Linked DNA regions of Homo sapiens: region 1 is linked to region 2. The links are chromatin loops, found by intact Hi-C in ENCODE. Cell type or tissue: PC-9. All regions are shown on one strand. Each heading gives the region's core, and the rest is flanking DNA. Links, peaks and the distances in the headings are about the cores only.

The links. Peaks named below come from ENCODE experiments on the same cell type or tissue, not always from the same donor. Only the 100,000 strongest peaks of a DNase experiment are listed, where the experiment ranks them.
Region 1: it touches region 2 in a loop (2.9-fold over the local background); 1 of 110 quality-filtered maps calls a loop at or near these places.

Annotation. Positions count from the first base shown.
Region 1 is chr21:34,952,300-34,960,638 of GRCh38, forward strand. The region is part of intron 2 of RUNX1 (RUNX family transcription factor 1); the gene reads right to left. Among named protein-coding and RNA genes, the nearest start is that of RUNX1-IT1, 83 kb to the right of the region's middle. RefSeq lists an enhancer at 8,289-8,339. In PC-9, for the core only: no CTCF peak of the experiment used is centred there; a DNase peak (open chromatin) is centred at 4,292; H3K27ac peaks cover 415 bases.
Region 2 is chr21:35,221,361-35,229,699 of GRCh38, forward strand. It overlaps LOC124905015 (a long non-coding RNA gene), which reads right to left and starts at 5,815. Exons shown (of 2, transcript XR_007067854.1): 1 at 5,740-5,815. In PC-9, for the core only: no CTCF peak of the experiment used is centred there; DNase peaks (open chromatin) are centred at 1,531 and 5,071; H3K4me3 peaks cover 898 bases; H3K27ac peaks cover 7,084 bases.

The DNA.
Region 1 (8,339 bases), core at 78-8,077, 270 kb before region 2:
CAGCAAACCACCATGGCACGTGTATACCTATGTAACAAAACTGCACATTCTGCACATGTACCCTAGAACTTAAAATATAATAATAATAAAAAAGAAAATATATACATGGCTATTAAAATTGGAAAAAAAATAGTATGGAATTGGCCTGTCATTATACGGGGGTACCTGAGGTGGCAATTTGGCACCACTTGGTACTTTTTATTCATACGTGATAATGTCTGGCATGGAATGGGGTCAATATATATGCTTTGAAGGAGTGAATTTATATTTAAGTTTGCAATAGCTTTATGATTCTACAGCTCTCTTATTTAATTATTTCATTTAATCATCTCTTCAACACCTCTCTAGAAGGTAAAAAATAATGTTCTCATTTTACAGAAAAAGAAATTGATATTTGGGACGTTTAATATAACCAAGATGCATAGGTCTGTGCAGCTGCTCTTTCTTCTCACTTTCAGGTCATAATTACTGTTTGCTGGGAACATACTGGGTACTGGTGTTAGGCAGGTCTTTTGTTTCTCATTAACTACCTCCTCACACCAGGAGGTATGTAGGTCTTTTTATCTTCAGATGAAGTCTCAGTGAGGTTATGTAATTTGAGCTGAATCACACAGGCTATGTCTGATCAAGCTGGCATCTAATCGCAAGGCTTGCTACTCAAGAGGATGTGGCCTTCCTGCCATCACCCAGCTGCCCTTCCAACTGAAGTATAAGGCTATTGCTATTTCCATTTTTAAAAATCTGACAGGCACAAAGCACAAAGGCACAAAGACTTAAGGGATGGCTACAGTTATGATAGTTCAGTCAAGAAGTCTCTGTTTTGGGGACTTTTTTTTTTTTTAAATCTACGTTTTACAGCATTATTATGCGTCTACGTGAACTTAATTTAATGCAACAAGCGTTGACAAGTGCCTGTTTTGTGCAAATTCTGTGTGATACCCAATGTCCATTTCCTATTCTTCCTTTCAAAAAGTGGCCATAAACAGAACCCTGATTTTGTTGAGGATAACAGTGTGCTTAGGTAAGAGATGTCATTTCCCATCATTTCATGTAGCTTGGCACAGTCGTGTGAATAACTTCTGCATGCAACCCCCAGGGAAGCTTTCTAAAGGGCCTTTTCCTTCCCTTTCCTTCTGACTGGAATGTGGACATGATGTCCAGAGCTCAGGCAGCCATCCTGGGCCACAAAACATCATTGTGAATGGATGCCAAGTGTTGGGGATGATGGAGAAGAAAGATATAAGGAGTCTAGGTTTTTGATGACATAGTGGAGCTGCCCAGTCAGCCTTGGGCTACTTACAACTGGAATTACCATAAGAAAGAAATAAACTTTTATTTTGTTTAAATGACTACTTTCTTCTGATCTCTAAATGCAACTTCTAACTTATGGAGTTACAGGAAAGCTGGAAAAGATATATTTATTAGTCTTTAGGAAAGACAAATCCACAACTCACTACAGTATGGTCTGAATGTGACTTGATCCAATGATCTAATGAAAACATAAACTCAGTGGGGAGCATTCCAGAGAGAGAAGAAATTAATTCTGCTAAGAAGAAGGTATCAAGAAAAGCTTGTTGTACCTTGGATGGAGGAAGATAAGAAGTGGAACAGAAAACTCAGTAAGCAAAAGAAAGCCTGGACTCCAAGAAGTTGAGCTTAAGTGATGGCAAGTTGGTTGCAAAAAAATGGCTTTGATATTTCCAAAATGATTTTCTTTAAGTTTTCAGCAAAGCATTGACTAGTCATAGACTTTTAGACCTTGTTCTGTGGACCCAGATCTAAACCAAACTGCAAGTTTGTGTCACTTGAGATATTATCTACCAGCACATTTAAGTCTCTTTCTTTAAACATATCACTTCAGTGGTGATATCTTAAGCTACAGAAAGAGTCATCTTCCTTTACACATTTGGCTATAATTGAGTAGAGATGACTTTTATAAGATTCAGTCCTACAGTCATAGGCCTGGGTTAAAAAGCTGTCTTTGACTGAAGTGGGAGGAGAAAGGAGAAAAGGAGAGGGGAAATAGTTATTTGGGATCCCTTCTGGGATATCCCTTCTGACTCCTTGTGGCAGGAGTGATTGTCTGATTGTTTCATTGCAGGGGTCAGGCTGGAGCAGAGCCTCAAAGGCAGGAGGGTAAAGAATTAGGGCTCCAACCCCAGGGGCTAACGATGCTAGGGAACTTCAGGAGCTTATGACATATCCCTGACTTCTCCCTCTGGTGTTCAACAAATATCCATGTAATCCTAACCTTTCCTTGGCCTCTCTTACAGTTAGGGCAGGACCAACTAATTAGATTGTGGTTAATGGGATGTAAGTGGGAATAAGCTAACCTCTTCCAGGTTGAGAACTTAAAGGTGTCCTATATTATAATCCCACCCACCCTCTCTCCCCTCACTGTAGTGACATTATATCTTGAATTACAGATGCCATAGCTACAAGGTGGGAGCAGCCTGGGACCCTGAATCACTGCGTGGAAGAGATTCTCGCAGAGGAGAAGTTTTCAAAGCATCTGTCTTTGTGTGAGCAGGAAATAAGCGTTGGTGGTATGAAGACATTGAAACATGGGAATATTTGTGATGGCAGCTGGCATTAATTACTCTGATTTTGACATTACTTCTTGGCAAGGAAAATAAGTGAGAGGTGGTGCACCTTTGATGAGAAGCATGGGATTCGGAGTTGGAAAATACAGCCTTCAGCTTGATTCCTGGGTGAGTTTGGGCAAGTTTCTTAACTTCTTCAGCCCCAGATTTTTATCTATAAAAATGAGAATAATGGCTGTGCCTCCTTCCTAGGGCAGTTTTTTATTTTTCAAAGTATGGTTGCACAGAAAACCTGCATCAGAAATACCCACAGGACTATTACACTGCAAATCACTGTGTGCCCATCTGGAAGCTACCGAATCCAGATCTTTGTGGGTGGGAGGAAGTCTATTTTTTTTTTTTAAAGTTATCCAGGGGACTCTTACACTTACTAAAGTTGGAGGATGATTGTTCTAAGCAGTTGTGAGGATTGCATGAGACAATACGAACAAAGACTTTAGGACTATATCTGGCCCATGGTAAGTGCTCCATATATGGAAGCAATTATTTTTATCATTAGAGCACACTGTGGTGTAGAATAACTTGGTCAGAAAAGCTAGGCAAGTCCATGAAGGGGAAAAAGGGAGATGGCATTACTCTTTCTCAGGATTATAACTCTGAACTCAAAGGGAGCCAAGAGGGCAGGCACACTGAATGTAACCCGATTTGACTTAAACGGAAGACTGAGGCAAATCATTGATGTGTTGAGTATTCAGCAACAGAATAACAACCTGAAAACAGATGAAGGAGAAGGTTGCTGTCCTAACAGCAAAATCCCTTAAGACTCCCAGGCTTTCCGAAGGTGAATTTTTAAGCATTGATGGAAATGCGTTAATGAGCATATAAAATTGTGGTTGAATGGTGACCACCATGCCTGAAGCTCTGTTGAAAAATTATTGACAGCTATATTGCTTATTCCTGTAGTGGTTAGGAAATGAAATGCCTTTCTCTAATCAAGTAATTGCATTAAGGAGCTACTGGGAACATTTGGTTGCTTTTCCGGAATAGGCAAGAAGTCAACTGCACTTCAACCAGGTTAACTGTCAAGAGGAGTTTGGCTCAAATTTCTTTTAGTTCAACTAACATCTTTTTTTTCCTCATGCATATGCAAGCAAAAGTATAAAAATAAATTCAGCTAATAGCCAAAACAAAACAGCACATTTGTAGTAAATCCTGCCTGTTTCTGAAATAAAATTCAGCAAAAGATGTGTTTTTGTTTTTTCTGTTTAAGGGAGAGATGGTGGAGATGTGGGTTTTGGCACAAACCTTAAACCCTAAAATGAGCTGCAACACAGGTGGAGTGAGATGGATTTCCAGTGACTAAGGCAGACAGCGTCATGCCCAGCTTTAACTGTGTGAAGATTCATTGTGAATTTTGCCATAGCCCAAGCAGAAAGAAGATACATTTTCTGGTTACAATAGTTTTGGTTGGCAGAATTTACCTGAAAATTCACTCAAAAAAGTCTCTCATTTGAAAGATGAACTGGTAGAGAATTGTGAACATACAGAACAAGGATATAAGTAGACAGAACACAGTCATTTTTTTGTTGAAGTTGTTACTGTGAAATTTCAAGCTCCTTGGGTCTTCGAAAGGCCACTTTTATGTCTGCAGCTCCATAGAGATACAACCACTGAAATAAAAAACACAGTGACTGGGCCATTTTGTTTACACAGTGCCACATTCTTGGCCAGTCTTGTTTGTCACCAAATGGCCTGATGAATGCTGTTTTGATGTCACGCCCTAGATACCACTTTGTGTTTTTGTGCTCTTGGGCATGAATGGGTGACTAGCTCACTCATGGGCTGTGGCTCTAAGGCCCCTGGTTACTGAGCAAAGTTGATCTGAATTGCTAGAACATTTGAGCCCATTTGCCCCATCCTGCTCGTTCTCCTCCTCTTCCTCTTTTTCTCTCCCATATATACAGTGATATGCAGGGCATACCACTACATCATAGATCTCAGTCCTCAAAGCTTACAAAATTACTTCCATTTGTGAGGTAAACTAACTCTTGTTCCTCAGTCTTGAATTTACCCACCAGGCTTGCTGCAAAGAATGAGCTTAAAAATAACCTGATGATTTCCACGTGGCAGGGCCACGGGTTACAGAGCACAGCCTGTGCCCCTAGGACAGGCACCCACATTGTTCTTTTTGGAAGGAGTGGATCTGATGCCAGGGAAAGGTGACACAAGAAAGAAGCTGGCCACGAAGCCTCTGAGCTTTGTGACCTGATGCTCACCTGACGCATGGCCAGGCTGTCTCCTCTCTGCCAAATAGGGAGAGAAACTCTGACTTGGCCGACATCGTGGGTGTGTTAGGTAATATTTGCCAACTGCTTTGAAGATGAAAAGCGTTATGGGGCACTAAATGTGATAATTATCAATTATAAAACCTCACTACTCCCTGGAACACTAGGGGCGAATGAGCAGGAAATATAAATGTTTGTGACAGGAAGCCAGGAGCCAGGATGGCTCGTGAAATGTGAAAAGTTCAACACACAGTGCCCTTACCTGGGGCAAGCCAGGAACTCATTTGTCTTTGGAAGGTAAATGCTTCCTTGAGCTAACGAGGTGGCCCCCTGAGAGACTACCTTATTAAGTACTCCTGGAATTCTGGGCAAGGGGTGCCTGTGTACCTCTCCAGTGCCACCTGGGTGCCATGAAAAAAATGTCCCACTTGGAGTTTGGCCTGGGCTTTTCCCTCATCCTTTCTCTATTATCCGAGGATAACAGGGTGATAGACTGAAGACCTCTGGGCCGTTCAGATATTCGTACATTCTAGACACACATCATGATGATATTCACACATCATAATCATTGAGCTTTTGCAAGGATCCCGGAATGAGGCACACACCTCCTCTGGCCATTTGATTGTGTTTATAAACTGAAGTGTTCTTGTCTTGGAAATCTTTAGCCTTTTCAGGGTCATCTGGAATCCCGAGGCTGATGTCATGTCCGGCTATCGGCACATGTAGTGTAGGCAGTTTACTCTATGGCTTCATCTGAGGGGTATGGGGCAGGATGTCTGTCCCAGTAGCCAACCCTTTTGCCCGTCAGGCCACCAATGGGAATTTCTCTTGCCAGTGGTTTGTTTGTACAAGTCTCCCAACAAATGCATCCTTGTAAAGGATGGCGGTAAAATAATAACTCCTTCTAGTTCATCTTTTTTGAAAGACAGACAAATTTGGGGGCACTCAGAAGAATTACAATTATTTACCTCCTGTGAGATAAAGGGCTGTCTAACAGGCTGATGTGTGGCCAGGACAAAACAGAGCAGAAACAGTGCCCATTACTGAGCAAGTAGACAACACGGGACTCCAAGTCTAGACACTGCCAGCGCCCAGCTGTGTGCTTATGGCGAACCCCTTCCCCTCCCCTACAGAGGCTCAGTGAACATTCGTAAAATGAAACCAGCCCAGCTAGGCAAATGATTTTAAGTCCTTCCTTGCTCTAAAGACTCAAACAAATTTACAAGAAAAAAACAAACAACCCCATCAAAAAGTGGGCAAAGGATATGAACAGACACTTCTCAAAAGAAGACATTTATGCAGCCAAAAGACACATGAAAAAATGCTCATCATCACTGGCCATCAGAGAAATGCAAATCAAAACCACAGTGAGATACCATCTCACACCAGTTAGAATGGCGATCATTCAAAAGTCAGGAAACAACAGATGCTGGAGAGGATGTGGAGAAATAGGAACACTTTTACACTGTTGGTGGGACTGTAAACTAGTTCAACCATTGTTGAAGTCAGTGTGGTGATTCCTCAGGGATCTAGAACTAGAAATACCATTTGACCCAGCCATCCCTTTACTGGGTATATACCCAAAGGACTATAAATCATGCTGCTATAAAGACACATGCACACGTATGTTTATTGCGGCACTATTCACAATAGCAAAGACTTGGAACCAACCCAAATGTCCAACAATGATAGACTGGATTAAGAAAATGTGGCACATATACACCATGGAATACTATGCAGCCATAAAAAAGGATGAGTTCATGTCCTTTGTAGGGACATGGATGAAACTGGAAATCATCATTCTCAGTAAACTATCGCAAAGACAAAAAACCAAACACCGCATGTTCTCACTCATAGATGGGAATTGAACAATGAGAACACATGGACACAGGAAGGGGAACATCACACTCTGGGGACTGTTGTGGGGTGGGGGGAGTGGGGAGGGATAGCATTAGGAGATATACCTAATGCTAAATGACGAGTTAATGGGTGCAGCACACCAGCCTGGCACATGTATACATATGTAACTAACCTGCACATTGTGCACATGTACCCTAAAACTTAAAGTATAATAATAAAAAAAGACATATCCAAAAAAAAAAAGACTCAATGTTTTTTGAGCTACAGGTCTCCAGTGGTATTGTTAGGGGAACAAAGAAGTGCACTGTGACTTTCCTGGGAGAAGCTACCAGCTGCGTGACCCTGGGCAAGGTACGCAAGCTCTCTGTCCCTCAGTTCCTTCACCTCAAAATGGGGATAACAATGTATCTACCTCATAGGATTCTGAGGATTACACAAGCTAATACTAAGGCATGGAGAACAGTGCCTAGCACATCATAAATGCAGTGTGGATGTTGGTGAATAAATAGAAAGAAAATAAACTACAGATTCCTTTGGCAGTTAGAGAGAGACACAGAGTTAAGGCCCTGAAGTGCATTAAAAATAAGACCAGAAGAGAGAAGATAAGAAGACCTGAACGTACTAAAGAAGCAAATATTTAGAAAAAGTTAAGGAGCTGGAAGCATCTCATCCGGGTTGGGATGAGTGGTGGTGGGTGGTTCATTTCTTTAGGAACCTGAGTACCTGAGGGAGAAAGCTCAGCTGGGAACTGGAGTTAGAAGGAAAAAGTATCAAGAGCACTGAGTGCCTCCAGCTGGTCCTAAAGCTGATAAGCCTAGTCTTCTGGGGAGAGGCTGATCCCTGCTGGGAACCCATCAGTACTGAGGAAGAACAGTGAGGACTAGAGAAGGAGCAATTGTGCAGGGTGGGCAACCTAGTAACAGGGTCAAGGGGGCTACCTGGATGAGGAGGGGAGCACCAGGGGTGTAGGACTGGGCTGGCAGGTGAGGTTATGTTCAGAGGGCTCCAGTGGGAAATCTGGCATGTGGAGGTCGGCTTGCACAGGGGGTCAGCGAGCAGAGACACAGAAGAGCAGAACTCAGTAACACAGGCAGGGGTCCAGCACCAGATCGGGGCATCGGTCACAAGAGAGAAGCTTGGGGCAAAATCTGGGAATTTCCAGGAACACAGCTGTTCTGTGTGTGGTAGAGACTCAACCATGTGTTCACCAAATCCATTTCCTGTTCTTCCTGGGTCCATGACTACAGAAATGTCCTGGGCTCCCTGCTGCCCCGGCTCCCGATAGGTGGAAGCTGGCTTGTGACTGAGTCTGACCAGTGGACTATGAACAGAAGTGGGGAGCATCCCAGGCTTGGTCCCAAAGGCTCCCCTGCAAGATCCTCCACTCTTACCCTTTCCTGCTGACTGGGTGCAGACCAACATGACACGTTTGGGAGATGGAAGAGCCATGGATGGAAGAAGCTTGGGTCACTGAATCTGATTTGGAACACCTATTTTGGAACATACTGCAATAACTACTTAGATTTCTGGATTTTGTTGTTACATCTGTCAGTGTTATAAATGTAAACCAGTAAGCTGAGGCTTTCATGGATAGAATCAATCAAAGGTTAAGGTCAAAGACATTCTGAGACTTGCCCAGCCTTAAGATGAA
Region 2 (8,339 bases), core at 218-8,217:
GATGAATGAATGAATGAGTAGAGGAGTGCTTATTTTATATTCTGTATATCTTGCATATAAATCATAGGCACACATATTGTTTGGTGTATTTGAAACATTTAATAGCATAAAATATTTAAATAATCTTTCAGAATCCACCTTGAGAGTTGCGGATAATAATATATTTTGAACAGAAATTTCAAAATGTGCCTCAGTCTAATATGTATTTGTCCCTGCAAAAAGCTGGGAAGGTAAGAATGGAAGTGGAAAAGGATAAAACATGTCAATTTAGAGAAGACTTTTCCCTATCTGGCATCCCTTGAAATCAACAGTTAGATAATAGATAAACTACATGGGGAAATTTTGTACCATTTGAGGGTGTAATCTGCCACATTATTTCATGAGAAAGTTTGGTCATGTGGTCTTTGGTCATGTGGTCTTTTTTTTTTCTTTCCTTCTTTGCAGTGACCTACAGGAAGCTCAAAGCTGTGTGTTCAGCTGCTCTGGCTTTCTTCATGGTGGGGCTTAGCATTGATTCCCTCTCCTGATGGCTCCCTATGGCACTCCAAGGCTGAGACATATTTGAGGCTGGTATGTTTGGGTATGGAAGGGAGTCTGGCACTCGGGTGGAGGGTAAGCCTGAAAGGGATATTAAAGTAAAGGATGGGTACAGTTATCTGTATTTAGGCTATCAGCATGTCCTGAGCTTTACTGCCATGGCTTTTCCCTCCCACTGGACTGTAAGCTCCTTGAAGACAAGGGCCTCATTGCAATTGTTCTTCATCCTGTAGCTGGTCATGCAGGCACAGTGGTGCATGGTGTGTGGTAGATCTATAAATACATATCAAATGAATGAATGACATACCATGGACAGCTCTCTTCCTATCCTATTGCTAGAGCACATGGGCTCGCAGGCAGGTGAGTGAACACAAACATGTGTGCACCCCACACACACACACACGTACAAACTCACACATCCATCATTTACATGCAGAAGTTACATTATACTTTCATGCCACCATCTGAGAATTCCAAAGAGAATATCAGGTGAAATACGTTAAATTACTTTTGCACATGCTACAGGTCATGAGAGTATGAGTTCATGAGAAAGGAGACACTGAAACTGAATTAGCAACAGAGAGCAGAGGTTGTGCTGAAGGGAAAGCAATGTTAATGCCAGGAAGGAGTCTGGTGTTGTACGTGGGAAATTTGGGATAAACTGCATGGATTTTACAGCCTTCCAGGGAGGCAGAGTGCTGGAGTAGGTTCAGAAAGCATTTCTGAAAACCTCTTTCTTCTAGTCACCCTGCCTAATTTCCTCTGACTCTGTCCTCCCCTGGCTGCATTTCCTGTTTCTGGTTAGAACTCTGACCTAAGTTTCTTTATTTCGGAACTAAGCAGAATTACTTGTTTCAGTGAATACATTTGTGGACCACAGCAATGGGGAGAAAGGAGCCTGAGAAAAGTGTTCCTCCGGCCCTTGAGGTCAAAGACCTGTAGGAAGTGGTATGGCAATGACCTTCAGTGACAGCAAGCCCGTGATGTGACTTCAGCAAAGTGGGATGGGCCATTTTCACTCACTGAGCTTGTCAGATGACCTTTTCTTGATTCACCATTACCTGGAGAGTTTATCCAACTGCTGGGACACAGGAGATGTGAAGAAATGGGTATACTGGTTTGAAGGATAAATTTGCCTTCTAGCTGAACAGAAATCTGAGAGCTGCTGAATCACCTGCAAAATTATATCTTGTTCTGTAGTTTGTTTCCTAAGTTTCCTGGGATTTGATTAGTCAGGAAAAGACCACACCACTAGCAGGGGAAGTCCAGGAACAAGGGAGCCAATGAGTTCTGTGTCCTACTTAAATGAACCTTGAAGGTATCCAGGAGAATCCTTCCTTCTAGCTATGGAAAGATGGGAGATGGGGCAAAGTGATGCCCAGTCATGGCCAAGAAAGATCTGATGTTTCTACAAACAGCTCTCCCTTTCTTGCATATCTACCTAAACTGGAGACCCTTTTATCTTCTGCCAGCCTGCTTCAAGGCTTTTTTTTTTTTTTTTTTTTTTTTGGTGGAAATAAGTTAGGTGGGTGGGAAAGGAAGAAATGCAAAGTTGTGTCTGCCTGTGATTAATCTTCTCCAGAACACACCTGGGTCTTAGAATCACAGAGGCTTTGGATCGGAGGGGGCTGAGCCGAGCAAATTGTTCGGGAGTGGGTAGAAGGATAAGAGGTCAGGTGGGTAGATGGAGAGGGCCTCATGGAGGGACTTCCCCATAAATGCAGCTCCTGCATCCACAGTCCTTTCAAATGTGCTGTGCTTCACTAAGATCAAATGCATGGGAACTGGGCAGTTTTCCAACTTGTCCTTAATTGTACTCTTGCTAGCATGGCTTTATTAGTGGGTTCTAAGTGTTGTGAATGCCAAGAAAATCGGACATCATAGAATAAAGGCTATATTTTACAACCAAATATTAAGCATACCTTTCATGTATTACTGTTTCCCAGTGGACTGCAACATTTTTACATCTATTATTACATTTATCCTCACTACCTCCGTATGAATTATGCAGGGACTTATGCTCATTTTTCACATAACTAAACTGCAAATCAGAGAGGTTAAGTAATTTGCTCCAGGTCACACAGCTACTAAGTGAAAGAATCAGGACAAGTATTCAGATCTTCTTTTTACACTAGCAGTTTGGTTCTGTCCATCCACTACTGATGGAGATTTAACTATGATACGGTTACAAGAAAACAAATAATTTCCTCATTGACAATTTTTCCTGAAGGGCTCTCTTCCCAATACAATTCCCTTCTCAATACAGTTGACCAGTATTTAAATGAGTCAATATCCCCGAAAGTTGAAAATATCAGAAATTCTGGATTGTTAAAAAAAAAATACGTCTTCTGGATAATTCTCGGGAAATGCTGTAGAAAGAGATCTGTTTTTGTCATACTCTCTGGGACAGTCGGTTCAAGTCTCTGCTTTCTTTAGGGCCAGTCCATCCATTAGAGAAGCAAATCAAGTTCTAGAGAGGGTGGTACATTGTCCAAACTTATGAAAGACTCTACTCAAAGGTGGACATGGAACTGTGACCCAGAAACCGTGAGTCCTGTCACCCCTTCTTGCGAATGTGATGTAGGCTGGGTCCTTTTGGAAGCCAAATGCTTCCAAGAACTCGTTGGCTTTATTTATTAAAGAAGTTCTGGGCTGGGCACAGTGGCTCACGCCTGTAATCCCAGCACTTTAGGAAACTAAGGGCGGGGGGGGGGGCGGATCACAAGGTGAGAAGTTCAAGACCAGCCTGACCAACATGGCAAAACCCTGTCTCTACTAAAAATACAAAAATCAGCCAGGCATGGTGGTGTGCACCTATAATCTCAGCTACTCAGGAGGCTGAGGCAGGAGAATCACTTGAACCCGGGAGGTGGAGGTTGCAGTGAACTGGGATTGAGCCACTGCACTCCAGCCTGGGAGACAGAGCGAGACTCTGTCTCTAAAAAAAAAAAAAAAAAAAAAAAAAAAAGAAAGAAAAAAAAGGAAAGTTCTGGCCTGGGGCTCAGGTGTGATGTTTTCACAAAAGAAATACATAATCTACAAGCCCAGGAAGTCACATTCGCCCTCCTTTATGTACCCTCCATGAAAATGAGAGCTTGTCTGATTGGACCAGCTCATTGCCATTTAGGGGAGTCTGAAAGACGAGCACACCTGGGTGGTGATGGCTATGGAAGTTTATGCTTCTAAAATTAAGGATCAGTAAGTAAACGCCCTTTAAATGCAGTCTATCTGTGCGATGGTTCTGAAGTATTATAAAATTCTGATGCCTCATTTCATGTCAGTCTTGGGAAAATGTTCTCTCGTATATTATTGTTTGGTGTGCAAACAATTAAATATATTGGAAGGCAAAATTAAGCAATTTCCATAAAACCTTAAATATGCCTATCTTTTGAGCCAGGAATTCCTTCTTTAAGAATTTATAAGCACAGAGAGGTCCACTCAAGGATGCTTATTTTAGTAGCGTTTATAACAGTCAACAATTAATATTCAAGTAACAACTTGTATGTCAATCAGTGGGCAATGGGATGGATAAATTGCTGTCCAGTTACGTAGTAGAATATTTTTTGGTTAATAAAGAAAAAGAGATAGAACTTCTAGTACTACTATGAAGTTGTCTCTACCATACGTAAGGCAGAAAGAGCAAATTACAGGATAACTTGTATGTTATATTTTTATTTTGTGGAAAAGAGAAAAACGTGCATACACCTTTAAGACTTCACGTGCATGGATAATGGACTAGAAGGAGATATATGAAGTTTTGAACACTTGTCAGCTCTTTGGGGAGAGAATGGGAAGAGGACATGTTTGTCTTTTTTCCTCTTATACGCAGTCTAGTATTTTTCAGTTGTTTTGTATTGCGCAAGTACTACTTTCATCACTTGAAATATCAATACATATTTAAGGAAGAAATAGCCAACATGTATGTTGGGCTTGCTGTATGCGACGCAGAATGCTAAATATCTTACATGCATGATCTCACAGGTTACTCACAGTGGCTCTGAGGGGCAGGTGGTAGTATCAGCCCATCTTACAAAAGAGAAAAGTAAGAATCAGAAAGACTAAATAACTTGCCCCAGGTTACACAGCTAGTGAAGGCAGAATGGTCTCCGGAGAAGAGGACTCATGCACTTAACCCCTGGCTCTGCTGCTCTTCAAGGCGGTGGCCTGCACCCAGCCATCTATGAGGGGCCATTAAAGATTCTGAGTGTGGGGCCAGCAGATGGGATTTGCTCCAGTGAGGAGGGGCTGGAGCTCTTTCTAAGTGACATGGTATTACACTATGCTGAGTGGATTTTGTCCCCAGCTGCTGCTCTGGGGGTGATTCTTTGCATGGGCCTGCAATTCAGCGATGAGAAAACTAAGAAAAAGGTTCCCCTGAGTCTCTCTGGACTTTCACTTAGGGGGAAAAGTAATCCGTACAAAATAATGACTTCCTGACCCCAGTTCCTGGAGAAAGCCGAGAGACAGCTTCTGCTGAACTCAGAAGTGCTGTTTTCCTACGTGAACTGGGGTAAAGGTACTGACCAGAGAGAAGCTGCCCTCTGGGCACTGGCATCTCTTCTGGGAACAGGGTTTTGGCCCTTCTGCAAGTGGCCACAGAGATCGGGTTACAGCAGTGCTGAGCTGGAGTAAAGTCCAGGCCTGGGGTCAAGCAAGGCCTGAGAACTGTTCGGGAACTGACTCACCCCAAAGCCCTCAGCCGAAGAGGCAGGTCCCAGAGCCCACTCTGCTCACCTCTCAGAGTGAGGGGCTTCGGCAACACCAGTCCTGCCCACTTCAGGGAACAGTGTAAAAACAAGGGAGGCTTGAGAATTCAAAAGTTCTGGTAAAACTATGTATGGGACCTCTTCCTTAGCCAGGTGCATAACCCTGCTGATCTAGACTTTTTAAAAATATCCCAAATTCCCTCTGCCTGGAGTGCTTTCTTCAATCTAACTATACCTGGGCATTTCTTCCCCATGGGCTAAGATTCAAAACAAGTGTGGCTTCCTCCCTGAAGGTAAATCCACATCCCGGCCTAGCAGGGGCCCCTCTGCTGGCTCTGAGAGCATTGTGTGTGACCCCCCCAAGTCCTCCTTAAACTCCCCACTTCAAGGATGTTGTTTCTTTTCACATCTCACTCTTCCACCCAACCACGAGCTAGAGAAAGACATTGGGACTCCTCCCCGGCACAGGGTGGCACGGTTGATAGCTGTGACCTACCTGAACTGTAGACAGCCCCTCTCCGCCTGAGGAAGAACAGGGGCTAACCACCATGTCTGGGTTTCATGTAGGGTTTGTCTTTCACCGGTGAGGGTAAAGCTTTTGAAAGAGATCCTAGAGAGAATGAAAGGAGGGGCCTGGGAGTGAGAGGAGAAATAAAAGGCTTATAGGGAGCACCTCCCTATAGTCACAAAGGCCATCCTTCCTGGCAGATTAATTAAACAAAAGATAACCATCCAGGAAGACAAACTTAAAAAGGAGAATCCTCTAGGCAGATTAATGACAGAAACCAACGCTTTCACCCTCTGCCCACTTCCTTTGGATAGGTGCTTTTGTGCAGTACACAAACCGCACAGCCAGATATGGCAGCCCTGAGAATAACATTAACATATCACGTGCCGAGCTCCTTTTAAGTGCAGGTGCTAGATCAGGTGTTTTGCATATGCGATTTCATTGAATCTCCATATTGACTCTACGAAACAGGGACTAGTGTCCTCATTTTAAAGACAAACTAAACTGAGACTTAAAGAGGGCATTTTCTCAAGGGCACCCAGCTAAAAAGCAGAAGTTAGCCTTCGACTCCACTGTGCTGGCTCTGGACGGTCTGCTTCTAACCTACACTCTGCTAGGTCTCAGGAAAGCAAATGCAAACAGATGTCTGCACACATCCTGCAAAAAAACTGATGGCCAAGAGGAAACATATCCCAGGAGAAGGAATTAATAGACTTCAGAAAATGGGAGATTTCAGACAAAGGGCAGATGTCTTCTGGAACACTGCACAAAGCAAATTGATGGCAAATGCCAACAGGTGTCTGTTTTAGGAGAGGGAGCACCTGCCAGTGTGGGGAACGTGGTGGCTGAGGAGAGGGTGACGCAGCAGCACCTGTTCTCTTAATGTGACATGGCCAAAGGCTTCTTCACAGTTGGCTGAAATTACAAGACAGGAGGATGGGCAGCCCTGGCTTCAGAAAACTGGTCTGTGAAGCGGATAAAGAAGACAGAACAAAGAATTCTGATCAGGCATAAAACATTTGTCGGAGGAAGAAGTGCTGACGCCCTTAAATTTGCAAAAGAAACAAGAAAGAGGCCGGGCGTGGTGGCTCACACCTGTAATCCCAGCACTTTAGGAGGATGAGGGGGGCAGATCACCTAAGATCAGGAGTTCAAGACCAGCCTGGCCAACATGGAGAAACCCCATCTCTACTAAAAACACAAAATTAGCCAGGCATGGTGGCATATGCCTGTAATCGCAGCTACTCGGGAGGCTGAGGCAGGAGAATCGCTTGAACCCAGGAGGCAGAGGTTGTGGTGAGCTGAGATCACACCATTGCACTCCAGCCTGGGCAATAAGAGAGAAACTCCATCTCAAAAAAAAAAAAAGAAAAGAAAAAGGCATAATATATAGTATATAAATATATATTAAATAAATACTAAGTATTTATATAAGCATTTAGTTACTTAAAATATGTAAATATTTAGTTACTAAATAAAAATATATATCTTATATATTATTTCAATACTAAGTATTTATATAAATATTTAATTATTTAAAAATATATAAGTAGTTGTTTAAAATATGTATTTATTTAATTACTACTTATGTAAGTAGTATTTGTTATATACTATTTATTTATATTTGATATTTATTACTAAATAATAATAATACTAATTACTAAGTAACATTTATTATTAAACACTAAATATAAATAAAGAGTATACAACAAATACTATTTATACAAATAAATGATAATTTACATACCATTTACTTATATAAATATGTTTTCTTTGAGAAATTAGGAGATGGTTGTTTAGTGGTGTGAAGATGATATGTTTACTGTATACATAATACATTATTTTTTTAGAAGCCTGCTAGCAGTACATTGAGTAAGTTATATGAAAGTAATTAGCAAATGCAAAACTTGATTTAAATCTAAGGTACATTTGGGTTCATGTATTTCAGAAATGTCCATTAAGCACACCCAATGTTCAAGGGCCTCTGGTAGGACCTGGGGCCACCAAGATGCATTGGACATCAAGCCTGCCTTCAGGAGCCCATGCCACAGTGAGAAGTAGATAATAGAGTATCAAGAGCAGACAGTGGGTGACATTCCAGCTTTGGCAGTAGGAGGTGCGTTTTCTGTAGAGAATTTAAAAACAATAACAAAACTGACAAAAAGCCAGTAATTCTAAACAATATCTGTGATAAAATGCTTCTCCAAAAAAGTTAGGGCTTGGCTCAGTGCAGCTGGCTGTCTGTTTCTGTGATAAAGTTTTATTGGAACCAGTCACTCTTATTCATTTACATATTTATTATCTATGGCAGCTTTCTTTCATGCTACAACGGCAAAGTTGAGTAGTCGTGACAGAGGCCAGATGGCCACAGAGAATAAACTATTTACTATCTAGTCCTTAACAGAAAATGTTTGCTGACCTCTGGTCTGAGTTATAAATAACTGCTGCAATTACTGTTGAGTTTCGATAATAATATCTATGTCAACTTCAATTAGCACATCTTTATTAGCTGTCCTTTAATAAACATTTGGTTCTACAGGGAAGTTAATTCCAGAACTCCAGTTATATAGTGTTCCCTAAGGACTCAG